Linked DNA regions of Homo sapiens: all the other regions are linked to region 1. The links are chromatin loops, found by intact Hi-C in ENCODE. Cell type or tissue: dorsolateral prefrontal cortex. All regions are shown on one strand.

Region 1 (5,000 bases):
GGGAAACTTTGAGATTTCCTAACATGTTCTAGTGGCACTGGCCACTACCTGCTTCTGATTTTCCAGTTTGAAATTTGGCTTTTTCAAAAGTGTTATTTTATTAAAATGTTTCCTTTTAACTATGCATTTTCTAAGTGTAATATCTATAAACTCATTTATTCAGATTAATTTATTGAAATTTGGGAACAACTGGGTAGAAATGACCACTTTTATTATAGGAATGGGCTTTCTAAACATACTAATATTTAAGAGGCAATATTTAACCTGCTCCAGCAAAGGTAGGTTTCCAGTAATTAGAATGGATGTGAGTACACACACACACACGTGCTCACACATACACATACACACATTGGTGGAGGTGGGACAGAAAGAAGAAAAAGATATGGGAAGGGAAGGGAAAGGATCTGTAAAGTAAAGGTATATTTTATTCCCTGGGTGAACTATTTGTTGGTTCAAATTCAGTCTAGTATAATGAAATAATAAATCACAGAGTGAAATTCAGACAGAACTGCAGAATGCTATTCATTTCAGGTGGTCTAAGCCTTGCTACAAATTCTTCTACAAGAGATAAGCCAGGGGGCACTTGGCATTTTCTCTATTGCCATCTCTTGCCACATTTGGCTCTGTGCTCTTCCCAGACTTAAATGTTGCACCAAACTGAACATCAGTGTGGTGCAAAAACAGCTCTTTCTGAACAAGCCAACTTGCAACTCTGTAACCAAGAAGAATAAAAATAAGCCCTTTTCCTAGAAATGCTAATGCATTTTTCTGAGGCTCTGCTTCCTAACAGGTGCTTTTAGGTATGCTTGAAACTGTGAGCCCTCTGGAGGAATATCAGCCTCACACAACTTAACACAATCGTTATTAGAAGTGAAGCAGCTCTCTGGATTCAGCATATGGACCACAAACTGGCGGAGAGCCTGAGCTCTCGGAGGAAGGACGCCAGTGTCCCTCCGTTGTTTTCTTAGCTGCTGGGAGAGATTTCAGCTCTTCAGCAGTTTCTCTTCCTGACCAGCTTTTCCCAAGATAAATCTGAGCTAGCACCATATGTTTCAAGAACACAAAAACAGCTTCTGAATTATTACAGCATGGTGCACACTTGCCCAGGAAATTCAAGCTGCTTAGGCACTGCAATCATAGTACCAGGCAGAACTGGAAAGAACAGTGAACTTGACAACCTTTTGTCAGATGACACATGTCCACAAAAGTAGGACACCTTGGACGTTTCCCTGAGGCAATAGAATGAGTTGCCTATAGTCCTTAGTTATTTTGAAATCATAATTCTGGCTAAATGAACAATTTTCAGATAATGTTGAGCCCACAAGCACTATTAGAGTTGTAGGAGGTCAGCGCATTATTATGTGTTTTTGTTGTTGTTAAATTTTAAAATCACTGACTGATTTTAATTGTCACGTACTGTGCTAAATGATGGGGATATAAAAATATTTAAGATACAGTACTTGACTTCACAGAGTCCAAGTGAAATAAATAGAAATATCATCAGAAAACCTCAAAATTGTGAGCAGGTATATTAATAGGGATTCATATAGGTTTCGTATTCATATTGATAGGATGTCATATAGGTTTGACAGGATCACAAAGGTATAGCCCCTAACCCACTCTAGATGTTTCATACAAAGACACCTGAAAGAAAACTAACCTGGATGTTAGAAGAGGTGTTTGTGATAGAACTAGATCCTCTTCCTTATTGCAGTAGTATATTACTGATTAAAATATATCCCTGCCATGTTAACTACTGTCCCGCTTTGTTAATCTTTGACAATCCTAAGGCAAACAGATTTCAGGTTTAAAGCTATCTCCTATCCAATAGCAATGGCTGGCTGTGTAGTTGGATGCTACCATGAAAATCTTGCAGAAATCACTTAGTGATAACTTTCAGAGGCAGAGACAAAAATTGTGGTAGCAAATATGTTTATTATTTGCCAAATTCACTGTAGCAAATGCTCTGAAAGTTGTTGTTTAATAACTTTTTTGACAGCTAAGTTTAGAATAGATATAAGAGAAACAAACTACAGCTAAGGATACTAGTCAAGAAACGATCATAATGTTTCAAAAGAGAGAGAAGGAAGGCCTAAACTAGAGCAGTGCGAGAGAAACAGAGTGGACACAAATATAATGAGGAGGGAGGCATGTGTTATGCCAGGTTTCTCTAGTAGGTTGCTGGGTGACTAGTTGTGATACTATGTGAAATAGAGGAATAGCCAGCCAGCAGATGGCAGAGAAGAACGCAGTTACATACTTTGGGATATGTTGAAGCATAGGGCCTCGGGACATATATCTGACTATTACCTAACTGTCAGATTATATATTCAGGACTTTAATGCAGGAAGAGGCTTTGCATAAAGACATAATTTATATCTTTATACAAAGTGGTCATTGAAATAGAAAAAAAAGTGGAGGAGATCCAACAGGGAGAGTTTGTGGATGGAAACATAAGAAAAAGACGGAAACCTAACAAATGCTGATACTTATAAGGAAAACAAGAAGAAATAAAATCTACAAGGGAAATGAAGAATGAATAGTACAGAAATTCCAGCAGAAGCACAAAGATCCAGTGTCATAGACACTAAAAGAGTATAGATTGTTTACGAATAATCAATACTGTCAGATACTGTAAAATAGTCTCATTAGATAAGGACTGAAAAATGCTCATTGATTTGATAACTGAGAGAGATTTAATTTTAAGAAGAACAATTTAAATAAAGTAATATAGCTCTAGGTGTTGAGTTTTTCTGCAAACCTAACCTCTTCTACATTTAGTAGCTTAAAACAATAACCAGTTATTTAGCTCACGAATTCCTAGGTTGGCAATCTGGTGTGAATTTCACTGAGTGGTTCTAGTCTGGGCCACACTGGTTCCTCTCAGTTGATCTAAAGAGAGATTGCTCATGCATCTGTAGTTAGCTGGTAGGTTCACTGGCTGGAATGAGTAGGGCACCTTTCCATATGGACTCAAATCGTCCAGTAATTTATTAGATGTGAAGTTCACAGAGTTCCAAAAGTAAGAGTGGATATACCTCAAAATTCTTGAGACTACTCAGATTATATCCAACATCCTTTCTGTAGCATTGTATTAACCAAGTAATATGCAAAGCAGTCCAGAATGAAAGGGTGAAGAAATCGACTCCACATCATTTTTCAAAAAGCTGCCAAGTTGCCATTTTTGCAGTCTACAATGTTACCAGCAAAGAGTTTTTAGCATTCTGGTTACATGCCATAACCATAGTTCCATGTAGACAAAAATGGCCTCGACTGGCTATTTTAACACAGACTTTGTACCAGTTTGGAGCTAAAAGAGCACGAAGCCTGGCTACCTTCCTTTAAGCCCACAGGAGTTTTAAAGAGTGAGAAACCTCCCCTTGGCTCACAAAGGCAGCAGAGGAAGCAAAGACCTTAGCAGGAAGGTTTTTATTTAAGACCTTACTTAACCTAATACTCTTACTGTTAAAATGCCTGTTCAGAAGGCTTACTGTTTATAGTAATGGGAGGGTCTGCTTACAGGGACATTCTGGCCTGTTGAAAACAACTAAAAAAGCTGATAAAAATATTACAAAATAATTTCTTAAAAGCATCACACAGACAACAAGACAATAAGACATTTTGAGGCCTGAAAAGAAGGAATAATGAAAACTTGGAAATTTATCTTGGTACAAAAGCGGATTTTTCCCTGAAGGTATTTGATTTCCTAGCAGAGGCCTTCTGGGAATGGAATCAAAATCTAATGCAGAATTCACCTAAAATTGGAAGTCTAATAAGACTCCTTCTTGATAAACTGAGACCCTAAAGAGTTTGCCCTCAGGCAAAGGGTGAATGGAAGTGGTAGAACCTCGGTAGAATTAGTCATGTATTTTCTGTACCACGTCTTGAACTTGATGCAGCAATGAACATTCTCTTTGAAAAATGTTTGTCAATTAGTTCTAAATTTTTTTTTTCAAAAAGAATATTCATCATGTCAAAAATGACAACAAGGTGCTAGACTATGAGAACAAGTAGAAAAGGACAGAAATGGAAAACGGAACCACAGCAAAAGGTAAAGACATCAGATATTTATTAATAAGTAATTAGATACTGATTATAAAACAACTACACTGAAAGGTGTAAATAAATGAAGGACCAACTAAAAGATATCTGCAGAGGACAGGGAACCATAGAAACAGACATAGAAGGTTTAAAAAATCTTCTGGAAAAATATATCATAGAAATTAAGATCTCTGTGAGCAGACTTAACAACAAACTGAAGACAGCTAAAGACAGACTTTGTATCTGAGAAGATAGCTTGCAAACAATTATCTTGAGTTTAATTTTAAAAGACCCATGATGGACTATACATGAGAGAGATTACTAACCATGAATGACACCAACACAAGATTTAGGAAATGTAATCCGAGTCCCAGATGGAGAGGAGAGACTGGAGGACAGCTGATATATCTGAAAAGATTGTGATTGACAATTTTCTAGATCTGAAAGACAGTAATCTGCAGATTCAAGAAGCTCACAAATCCCATGCAAGATAATTAAAAAGAAATCTGCAACTAAATATGTTACATTGAAACTGCTGGGGGAAAAAAAGACTGAGAAAAAAATCTTAAGAAAGGCCACAGGTGAAGAACAGCAACAAAATATCACCCTCAAAGGAGCAAGAATTTGACTGATGGCTAACTTCTCAACAGCAACAAAGTCAGACAGTCAATAGTGGAATAATCTCTTTAATGCACTAAAAGAGAATGATTATAATCTAGAGAACATTTCAGGAATGCTGATAAAAACGGACTTTTTCAGAGCAACAATGTTGAGAGGGGTCTTTGTGACAACTTTCACTAAAGTCATTCTAAGAGATGAACTGTAGACAGAGAGAAAATGATTCCAGGTGCATCTAAGGTGTAAGAAACAATAAAGAGCAAAAAAGATGGAAATATGTGGGAAAAAATACACGATCTGCACTGAGTGATCTCTTAAATGAAGGGTTGGCAAGCTTTATC
Region 2 (5,000 bases), 360 kb after region 1:
CCAGGTTTCCCTGGAGGCTTCATCTGAAACTATTCAGTAAGCAGTGCTGCCACCTTCTGATTTTCAACTGGAAATGTGTATTAAAAGTTTTGCTTTTGGTTGAATGCATTAGGTACTCAGCAAGTATTTATTTTAACATTCTTTTCTTCATGAATTCCTATTCTCCCTTGGGCCTCTTATTTCAAATGCCACTTATTGTTTCTTGTTAGCACATTTCTATACAAAGCCGTTGTGCTCTAATCACAGCCGCTCAGCATTTTATAAACCCTGTCTCCGTTAAACCTCCCTCCCATTATGGGTCTGGAATCACATGCCAAAGAAAAACACCAAAAATTACAAAGTTTCTTGTGAGTGGGTTGGTTTTCAAACATTATTTCAAAAGAGACCTCCAAACTCTAGTGCAGAGAGCCATTTTGCAAAACTCCTTTTAAAGCATTTCTTTGTTTTAGTTATTCATTACTACCTAACAGATTTTGCCTCAAGCACCACCCCCATACGTGTAATTTTATATAATCCAACTATACGGAATGAGACACTGTATGTGTATTTTCCTTCAGATGGAATAATAGACGATTAGAGCTCATTGGACGTAGAGAGAATGTAATCTAATCAAATTCTGTAATTTTACCCTGTAGAGTAGGGTCAAAGGCTGGTTGAAAATCTTACTTATCTAGTGAACCCTCTCCAAATGCAGTCCGCTTCTCTGGACAGACCTGGCTTGCAGAAGTCAAAAGTCCATTTCTGAGTCATTTATGTGTCCAAGAGAATGGGACAGACACTATGAATGACCAATCCTGGTTCATGTACCTACTCCTGTCACCTAGGATTAAGGTTTTTAACCAGAGGGTGGGAGAGTCATGCCTTTACAAACACCCGAGGCTCAGAATAATGTCAGTTTCCCAGGGTCACATAACTAGAAAAGGGCATAGTAGGGCCCAGATTAGGGTTTAACTCCAAAATCTTGGAGCCCTTGACAAGTCTCTGCTGTCCCAGGTTAGAAGAATAAGCAGGGCATCTTGACCTAGAGCAGAAAGTGCTGATTGTATGCATCTTCTCCTCCTGGCTCCTCCCATAGGAAAGGGGGCTATGTTCCTTCTCCCTGCCTGCCTCCCACTTTATCACCCTTCTACCTTAGTGGTCTGTTCGCCAAGAAGTCTGTGGAGACCTGTTTTGAAGCTGAGACTATTCTACACTGTTCTAAGTCTTTCAAGTAGATGGAAAAGAGAAGAAGGAAAAGCCTGAAGATGAAACACTGATTATTATTTACACAGTTACCACTTCTCTATTAGCACAAATGAGCCCTTTGATCATGGGGATATTAAGCTCTGTATCTCAGTTTCCCCATCCAAAATTGGACATTAATCCTCTTAGCATTGTTGTAATAATTAAATGAGGGTTTTTAAGTGATGTGCTGACCGCAGTGATAGACAGATAATAGACACTGAATAAGTAGTGACTCTCACTGCTATTATTTTCATTATTAGCGTTATCACCTCAAAAAAGCTGTTCAGAGGCTGGCGAATTCTATTTGTGGTACCTCCTAGAAACTACTTCCATTCTTTGTTTATAGGAGTTCTTTACTACACAAAACACACAATAATTTGAACTAAAAAAGCTGGTTGAATTTGTGCAGCCATCGGGGAACAATGTGTTGGTTTTCCTAAGAGTGAATATCTGATTGAAATCCTCCATTAGGGAAAAGTACATTAAAAAACATGCCCTGAGACCACCTGCAAAGCCAATGGAGGCCAGTGGTTTGGGCAACATGTTGGCCCAGGAACAGTGCCTCACGCTTTAACTTATCCCAGGGCTCCTTTTATTTTTATCCTTTAAAAACAACCTGCTGGATCATACATGACATCCAGTCCTGCCTTATTAACTAGAAACTAAATGAGCATTGGAGAAATTTAATTGAAAGTGATACTCAGAATGTTAATAAGCCCCTGGTCAGGAGAGAGATTGATGTTCCCAGCTGCAAACCAGCCTCGAGGAAGAGTCTCTGAAGACCTTGTCACCAGAAGCACACTGAGCTTCTGTGTGCTGCTGCTGCCCTCACAGGCTCACTTCCACCACTCTGCCAGCCATCGCCTGCTCCCAGAATTCCTGCTTAATCAGTGTTCCCCAGAGAAGCCCCAGCCTACTGCCTCTACAGCAAATCAAGCTCCAGGCCAACAGCACGCTGTTGCTATCAGGAGTGAAAAAGAAATAGCTTCTCTGAGTGAGATTTTAAGGACATGAAAAGGATGATGCTGGGAAAATTGGGATCCAAACATTTGAATTTCTTCCTTTTCCAGGTGGAAAACCTAGAAAGCCATGTGCATCTTCCTCTCTCTGAGAAATGTCCTTCTGAAAGCATGCATGAAGATAGACTATGCATAATTCAAACTATATTTATGTATGATAAAAAGAGAATTTCCATTCCCAGAGCTTAATATTAAAAATTCTAATCATACTTTGATCTTTGAGCACAACTTTCTATGAAATATTCCCAGGAAAAAATGAGCTTATCCTTGCAATTTTCTTTTTCCTGCACAATTCAAACTACAGGTGGCCTGCTTAAAGGGCATTCAGTTGATGTTAAAACATGGCTATTGACATGCCCAATGATTTCCATGATTATTTCTGACAGATATAGGTTTCAGAAGCTTTATTTTCTATTTTTCCATAATTGAAATAAAAGATCATTTAGAGAAAAAAACAGCAAAGTGAAATTTTTCAATAGTTACAGAAACAAATATTTCAGTGCAAAAATGAATATGATTAAATTCAACTACTGATTTAAGTGCAGTGCCACCAGGCCTAACTTGAAATGTTTGTCAGTGGCTTTTTGGAAACCTGGATTTCTTCTACAAAAGAAATATTAAAAGTGTCATTCCACAACGAATAAAAGTGTGAATTTTATGACAAGTTAAGGAGGTCAGTAGAACCATTCCTCATTGCTATTTACCTTGGGGAGTGAGGCACTGGACATCAATTTGAGGAGATCACTGGTTCATCTGAACCATATGGCTGGCTAGTTTAGCTCTTCCCAACTGAATTATGGAAGAACTTTTTTTTTTTTTTTTTTTAGACGTAGTCTCGCTCTGTTTCCCAGGCTGGAGTGCAGTGGTGCAATCTCGGCTCACTGCAAGCTCCGCCTCCCGGGTTCACGCCATTCTCCTGCCTCAGCCTCCAGAGTAGCTGGGACTACAGGCGCCCACCACTATGCCCAGCTAAATTTTTTTTTGTATTTTTAGTAGAGACGGGGTTTCACCATGTTAGCCAGGATGGTCTCGATCTCCTGACCTCGTGATCTGCCCGCCTCGGCCTCCCAAAGTGCTGGGATTACAGGCTTGAGCCACTGCACCCAGCCTATAGAAGAACTTTTGCTGAAATCACTTCCATTCAATTATTCTTACACATTGGGTCTCTAAAATGTTTTGGTTTGTCATTTCGGTTTAGGAGATGCAGGGAAGTGTAATATACTAGTTGTGAGCACATATTCAGGGGAAGACTTAATGACTGGCATTGGACCAAATCTCTTCTCCAATACTTCCTAGCCTGGCAAATAAACTCTGAAAGTGGTTTCTTCTTCTGTAAAAGAGACATAAGGAGGATAATCACATCTATTCTAGGGGACTATTTTGAGAGAGTAAGTAATGTCCATGAAAAGATCTGATCCAATGTATCTGGAACATAGTAATGCTCAGTAAAAATCAGCCGTCTTCATCATCGTTATATGAAAAGCTTCAGATGCACTGGAGAGAAGCTCTGAGCATCATCCAAAGAAGATGTGGAGCTATTGAAAGAGAATTTGCATCATCGGATGTTGCCTTTGAAACCTGGAAACTTTGGGGAAGATGGATCTAAGGGAGCCAAGGCTAAAGGTAAGAAGGTCATGTAAGGAAATAGTCTACTGATTTGAGCAGAAGACAATTTGATGCAGAGCAGAGGTGGTAGGTGATGGAAAGTGGTGAAAAACTGATTCAAGAAGCATATCAGACTCAAAATTGGAAAAACATGGAAAAAATGTGAATATGCGTAGTGCGGTGGATAGAGAGGAGTTCGAAATGACTTATGTCCACCTAAAGAAAGAAGCTGAGGCATCAGATATAATTTTAATGGAAGAGTTTACTTTAGCCAAAGTGAGGACAATGGCTGGGACACATTTCCAAGTTGCCCTGGGAAGTGCTGCATTTGGCTTGTTACAAGCAGGTTTTCAAAGGGAAAAGGGAAAAAAAGAGTGGGCTGATACGAAGTTGTTTGACAGGAATTTTTGTTGGTTTACAGATGTGATCTGAGAAACCAAAATAGATGCTCCTTTATCAACTAAGACAGACCCCAAGGTTAAGAAAATAAATATTATCTATGGGCGCAGAATTCAGAGCTCAGCTGGCATAGCAACTTCCTAAATTCTTACAGCTTCAAACAAAAAAACCCCACACTCTTGCTAAACTTCCTAACAATAGGAGCTATCAAGCAAATTGTTACTCCCTTTCTACCTCTTATTTATAACCCAGATCACTACAACTCTGATTGGACAGGGGAGTGGCCTTCAAACATTCTTTCCTCTTAAGCAACTCCAGACTTTAATCCAGCTTCAGTCAGCTTTCAGAGGCTGCACACAAACTGTCTTTGTGCCTTAAAGTTCACCTTTGATGTAAAGAGCCAAATTCCAGCTTGTTTTAATGCTAAAACTCTACCTCAAAGTGAACATGGGAAGTATGTTACATATATGTTTACCCCTTGTGCATGTGCTTGACTCTCCTCATACCCCCCAAACCGGCTGAGTATGTATGAGTCTATTGTGTAATACAGACTGTGAGGTATAAAAATCAACCTGCCTTTTACCTCTTTGAAGAGAAAGCACTTTAGGTACATGCCAGAGACTGTCTCTTCCTGGTTTGCAAACTGATATTGCCAATAAAGCTCTCCTTTATACTATTTAGCCATCCTGGCGGTCTGTTGGACAATACAGCGATAACATTGATTAGTGATTGATTATACGTTATTGAACTATA
Region 3 (5,000 bases), 470 kb after region 1:
CTGGATACAGCCTTTAAATGAGTGAAATAATTGGAGAACACTAAAAACAACACTAAACATAGGGCCAGATTGCACACAGAGTGACATCTCAAATGATTTTAGCATGAGTCCTAAGTACACTGCCACTGGTCATTTTTATTTTAGAATTTTTCAAACATATACAATTTAGAAAGAATAGAATCATAAACATTTAATATATTTTCTCCAAATTTAATCAGCATTAACATCTTTGCCATAATTTTAGTATCTGTTTTTATGTAATTTCAAGTCAATTATTTACATATAAGCTATAAACTCTAAATAATTCCTTATACATGTCTAAAAGTTGGGACAGTTTTCTACTAACTACAATACTATATTAAGTATATTAAGCCTAACCATATAATAATTTCTGAGTGATTCTAAAAGCTGACCCATACGTAAATGTCCTCAATTGTCTTCCAGTGTCTTTCTCGGCTGTTTTCATTCAAACTGGGATCCACTCTAGAATCACACATTGCATTGTAATATGGTTTTTTCCACTCCTTTGTCACTTTTTCTTTTTGTAACATTGACTTGTTGAAGTAACCAGTCAGTTGTCTTATAGAACGTGTGCTTGATGAATTTTTCTGATGTTAACTGGTGGTATTTAATTTCTATCTCTATCCCTTGTATTTCCTGTAAAGGGAGAGTTGGGACCTAGGACTCTGCTAATTTCAGGTTAATCACTTTTGGCAAAAACACTTCATAGGTCATGCTGAGAAGTTGATGTGTCATCATATGCTGTATTATGGTGTCTGGTTGTCACATAATTAGTGACTCACTGTACTAAGGTAGTGAAAGCTTGATCTCTCCATTGATGTTATGTCTGTTCTCTCTGCCTGGCAAGAAACTGTGGAGTTACAGTCTGACACCATGTAAAGACTCAATTTCCCATCAACCTCTCACCTAATAGTTTTATCATTTATTGATGACCACTTCCTTAGTCAATAATTTTGTTTGAGTTTACAAAAAGATGTTTTATTAACCAGCTTCTTTCCTTAACCGTGATAATGTTGTGAGCAAACAGTCCCCACGTCTGCAAAGGTTACAGCAACAGCATTTATGTTGTTCTCCTAAGTGTTTCTGAGGGTCAGCTGGTCTAGACTGGTATCATCTGGGTTAGACTGGAATCCAGGCTTTTGGTGGAGTTCAGTCTGTGCAGCATTTCTTTGTTCTTATCATAAGCCAAGGAGCAAAGCTACTTGAAGCATGATCTTGTCCTGGCAAATGGTAGGAAATCCCATCAGGCTGGCAGAAACTTCCCATGACTCTTCAAGACTCAACTCAGAACTGGTGCAATGTCTCCTCATTGGCCCAACGTATTCCACTGGGTACAGCAAGTCATTACACCAAAACCACAGTCAATGGAAGACGGATGCACACTCTGTCAATTGTAATGGGAGTCGCTACAAAGTCAAGTGGTAAAGACAATTCATGTGTAATTCTTTCACAATGGGGAAGAAAGAGTTACAAGCGATAATCCAGTCTACTGTGGTAATTTTCCAGATGTCTTTCCCTGTCTTCCTTCATTCAGATTACTAATAGACAAACTATCCTTATAAATGCAATTCACTTTGATTTATGATGAGCCAACAGTTACAGAAGATGTTTCAAATAAATTTTAGTTCAGTTCTCTCTGCTAGAAATAGATAGTTGGGCTCATCAATATTAACTTTTCACATTATATTATAATTACCATTATATGGCTACACCTTATCAGATAATGAGCACCAATGTAATGGCAAACTCTGTATTCTTTAGCACTCAGCACAATTGTTAGAACATAGGAAATGCCCAATAAATGTGGAATGGATTACATTTCAGAATCATTTTTGAATCTTGCAAATAATTTCTATCCAAACTAATTTATGTCAGGTTCTCCCTTTTCCCTCCCTACAAGTACAATTATCTTTGTTTTCCAGATGGAAAGAATAACGCATTGAAAGGGTAAGAAGCATCGTATGCCCAAGGCTAACCAGTAAATCAAACATAGAGTAGGGAATAGAACCCATTACTCTTGGTTCCTGTTCTGTGCAAGAGACAGCATGCCCCAGTACTTTTACTCTGTATTGCACTGCTGTTTTCATACACAGGGCAATTGCCACTGAATACTTTGACTATTAGTGATGAGTTGAGGACTCTGCTAAGCACTAGATCTTTTGTCTCTCCAATACAGAGAGAGACAGAGATCTAGAAATAATTCAAACTGCTTAACTCTATTTTAAAGCCAAGAGAATAGAGACAAAGAAAATAAAGCAAGAGCTCAGGGAGTCTAAGGGAAACTACAACCGTGGCCAATATTAGAGACAACCATAGTGCTCAGTATGTAGAAAATTAAATTGCATTCATGATAATTTTCAGTAATTTAGAAAGTTTGTGGAACAAGAAAAGAATGCTAACATGTGAAAATACAAATTATATAATTGGAGGCAAGTTTATTCTTTACTTAGAAAATAAAACAGCAAACAAAAAGAAGAAAAAAGATCCATGGTATGCAATAAGATTTGTACATCTAATTGATTATTTTAAATCTTAACCATCCCCTGATAGATGCATACTCAATTAGCTACATTCCATGGACTCACTAATAAATTACAGCTGTAGAATCTGATTTTTAGAGATGTGCATATATGTTAGTTTGCCTTAAATTGCAGTATTTTGGGTGGTTTCCTTCACTGCTCCCCTTGTTTCAGAATTCTAAATCTGTCAATCTGGTGGTTTATTGGGTAGAAAAATGATTAATTAGAATTGACTGGCTGTGTTGATAATTTATGCACAATTAATGAAAAGGCTTTTGCTATCATTAAGGAATTTCATAGACTACTCATACACTCTAGTGGGAGAAATTGGTCAAAGCACTTTTTTTCCTGAGGAGAAAAAGCAAACAAACAACAAATGTGTATACATATATAGCACTTAAGAATCACAATGTTATTGGAACTTCCCGGAGTATCCCGAAATTGCGTAAGCAAACTGATATAATAAAATCTGACTTAAAAAGCCACTTTAACCACACTAATTAGGCGGGCAATAAAAATCAAGCAACTATTGAACTGCAAAGCAGTCACAATAGACAATTAAAGGTTAATTAGATGTGTGAATACAAGTTCCTCCTGTCCTGGGATTTATTCTTTGGATGTTTTGGATAGATTCATAAGGGAGCTTGACATATAACATAAAAATCCACAAGAGATTCATTTCTATGAAAACAAGTTCTTTGTTTAAAAAGAAAGACCAAGCATTAGGAATTTGGATTAGAGGTGGGGAGAGAGGGCAACAGCAATAACAAGAGCAACACAATACTTAGAGGGACTTTGCAAGTTTGATCAATGCTTAACATAAAATTAAATTTAAATTTAAGTTTATCCTAGATGCATAAATGAGATTTTGAAAGACCTGCAAAAATCCGGTGATGTGGAGTAGATAAATCAGTCTGGTGAAGTATGAAGGAAAGCTAAATTGTGTTAGGGAGGCAAAGCTTGGGTTTATTTTATTTTATTTTACTTTAAGTTCTGGGATACATATGCAGAATGTGCCGGTTTTTTACATAGGTACACATGTACCATGGTGGTTTGTTGCACCTATCAACCCATCATCTAGATTTTAAGCCCCACATGCATTAGGTATTTGTCCTAATGCCCTCCCTCCCCTGGGCCCCCAACCCCCGACAGGCCCTGGTGTATGATGTTCCCCTTCCTGGGTCCATGTGTTCTCATTGTTCTACTCCCACTTATGAGTGAGAACACGTGGTGTTTGGTTTTCTGTTCCTGTATTAGTTTGCTGAGAATAATGGCTTCCAGCTTCATCCATGTCCCTGCAAAGGATGTGAACTCATTCTTTTTTATGGCTGCATAGTATTCCATGGTGTATATGTGCCACATTTTCATTATCCAGTCTCTCATTGATGGGCATTTGGGTTGGTTCCAAGTCTTTGCTATTGTAAATAGTGCTGCAATAAACATACGTGTGCATGTGTCTTGTCTTTATCGTAGAATGATTTATAATCCTTTGGGTATATACCCAGTAAAGGGATTGCTGGGTCATGGTATTACTGGTTCTAGATCTTTGAGGAATCACCACACTGTCTTCCACAATGGTTGAACTAATTTACACTCCCACCAACAGTGTAAAAGCAATCCTATTTCTCCACAGCTTCACCAGCATCTGTTGTTTCTTGACTTTTTAATAATTGCCATTCTAATTGGCTTGAGAAAAGGTTGGGTTTTAATTCCAACTCCGCCCCTCTCAAATTTTGTGTCCTGGCAGTTCACGGAAATTTTTTCATCCTCAGTTTCTTCTTCTAAAAGATGTGGTCTAGCCCAAGCTATTAAATATTTTATATCTTCCCCATTAACTTAATATCCATAACCTAATAATCTTCTCTCTGTTTGCAATAGTTTCATTGTCACATAAATATGCTAATATGAGTGTGTATAGAATAGATTGGATGCTTAAAAATGGAATATCAAAGCCTCTAAAAATTTATTTTACCATAAATTCAATTCAGTGTTTATTTCTGGGAGCTAAATACGTACCAGAAACTGTGCAAGGTGCTAGAGATTTGGGGATAAATGTCATGATCATCTGCCTCATTTTCATTATTAATAATAATTTTAGTGATTAGATATTTGGGTGTGAATGCCAAATACTAATAACCACCTATATCTCATGTATTCTCATAGTTTTAACAGCATCTTTTAATGTGATTCTTTTGTAAAAATAACAGGTAGCTGAAAATAGTTTCTCATAAAATTATCATTAAGTGATTATTATATGTCATTTAGAAATAACTCTATATACATAACTTTAAGAATTAGCAAATATGATTTTCATGTAAACAGATAAAGAACATACATCTTGGAGGCTCAGTCAATGCCACATGGCTGGTAAAAGACTGAGCCAGGAATCTAACTCAGGATTTTTCTATGAACTGCTAACTACTTTGCTTCAAGTTTTTCGGTGATTTATTTTATTTCTAA

The links. Hi-C counts contacts between places; a loop is a spot of excess contacts. Peaks named below come from ENCODE experiments on the same cell type or tissue, not always from the same donor. Only the 100,000 strongest peaks of a DNase experiment are listed, where the experiment ranks them.
Region 2: a loop joins it to region 1, with 13 times the contacts of the local background. A loop is called at or near these places in 20 of 110 quality-filtered maps.
Region 3: it touches region 1 in a loop (21-fold over the local background); 5 of 110 quality-filtered maps call a loop at or near these places.

Annotation. Positions count from the first base shown.
Region 1 is chr2:115,080,652-115,085,651 of GRCh38, reverse strand. All of the region lies in intron 1 of DPP10 (dipeptidyl peptidase like 10), which reads right to left. The region is part of intron 4 of LOC105373575 (a long non-coding RNA gene); the gene reads left to right. Among named protein-coding and RNA genes, the nearest start is that of DPP10-AS1, 78 kb to the left of the region's middle. In dorsolateral prefrontal cortex, a CTCF peak has its summit at 2,224 (motif pointing right); DNase peaks (open chromatin) are centred at 941 and 2,221; H3K27ac peaks cover 2,380 bases.
Region 2 is chr2:114,724,303-114,729,302 of GRCh38, reverse strand. The region is part of intron 1 of DPP10 (dipeptidyl peptidase like 10); the gene reads right to left. Among named protein-coding and RNA genes, the nearest start is that of DPP10-AS3, 110 kb to the left of the region's middle. In dorsolateral prefrontal cortex, CTCF peaks have their summits at 38 (motif pointing left) and 2,030; a DNase peak (open chromatin) is centred at 2,082; H3K27ac peaks cover 502 bases.
Region 3 is chr2:114,612,654-114,617,653 of GRCh38, reverse strand. All of the region lies in intron 1 of DPP10 (dipeptidyl peptidase like 10), which reads right to left. Among named protein-coding and RNA genes, the nearest start is that of DPP10, 170 kb to the right of the region's middle. In dorsolateral prefrontal cortex, a CTCF peak has its summit at 2,811; no DNase peak of the experiment used is centred here.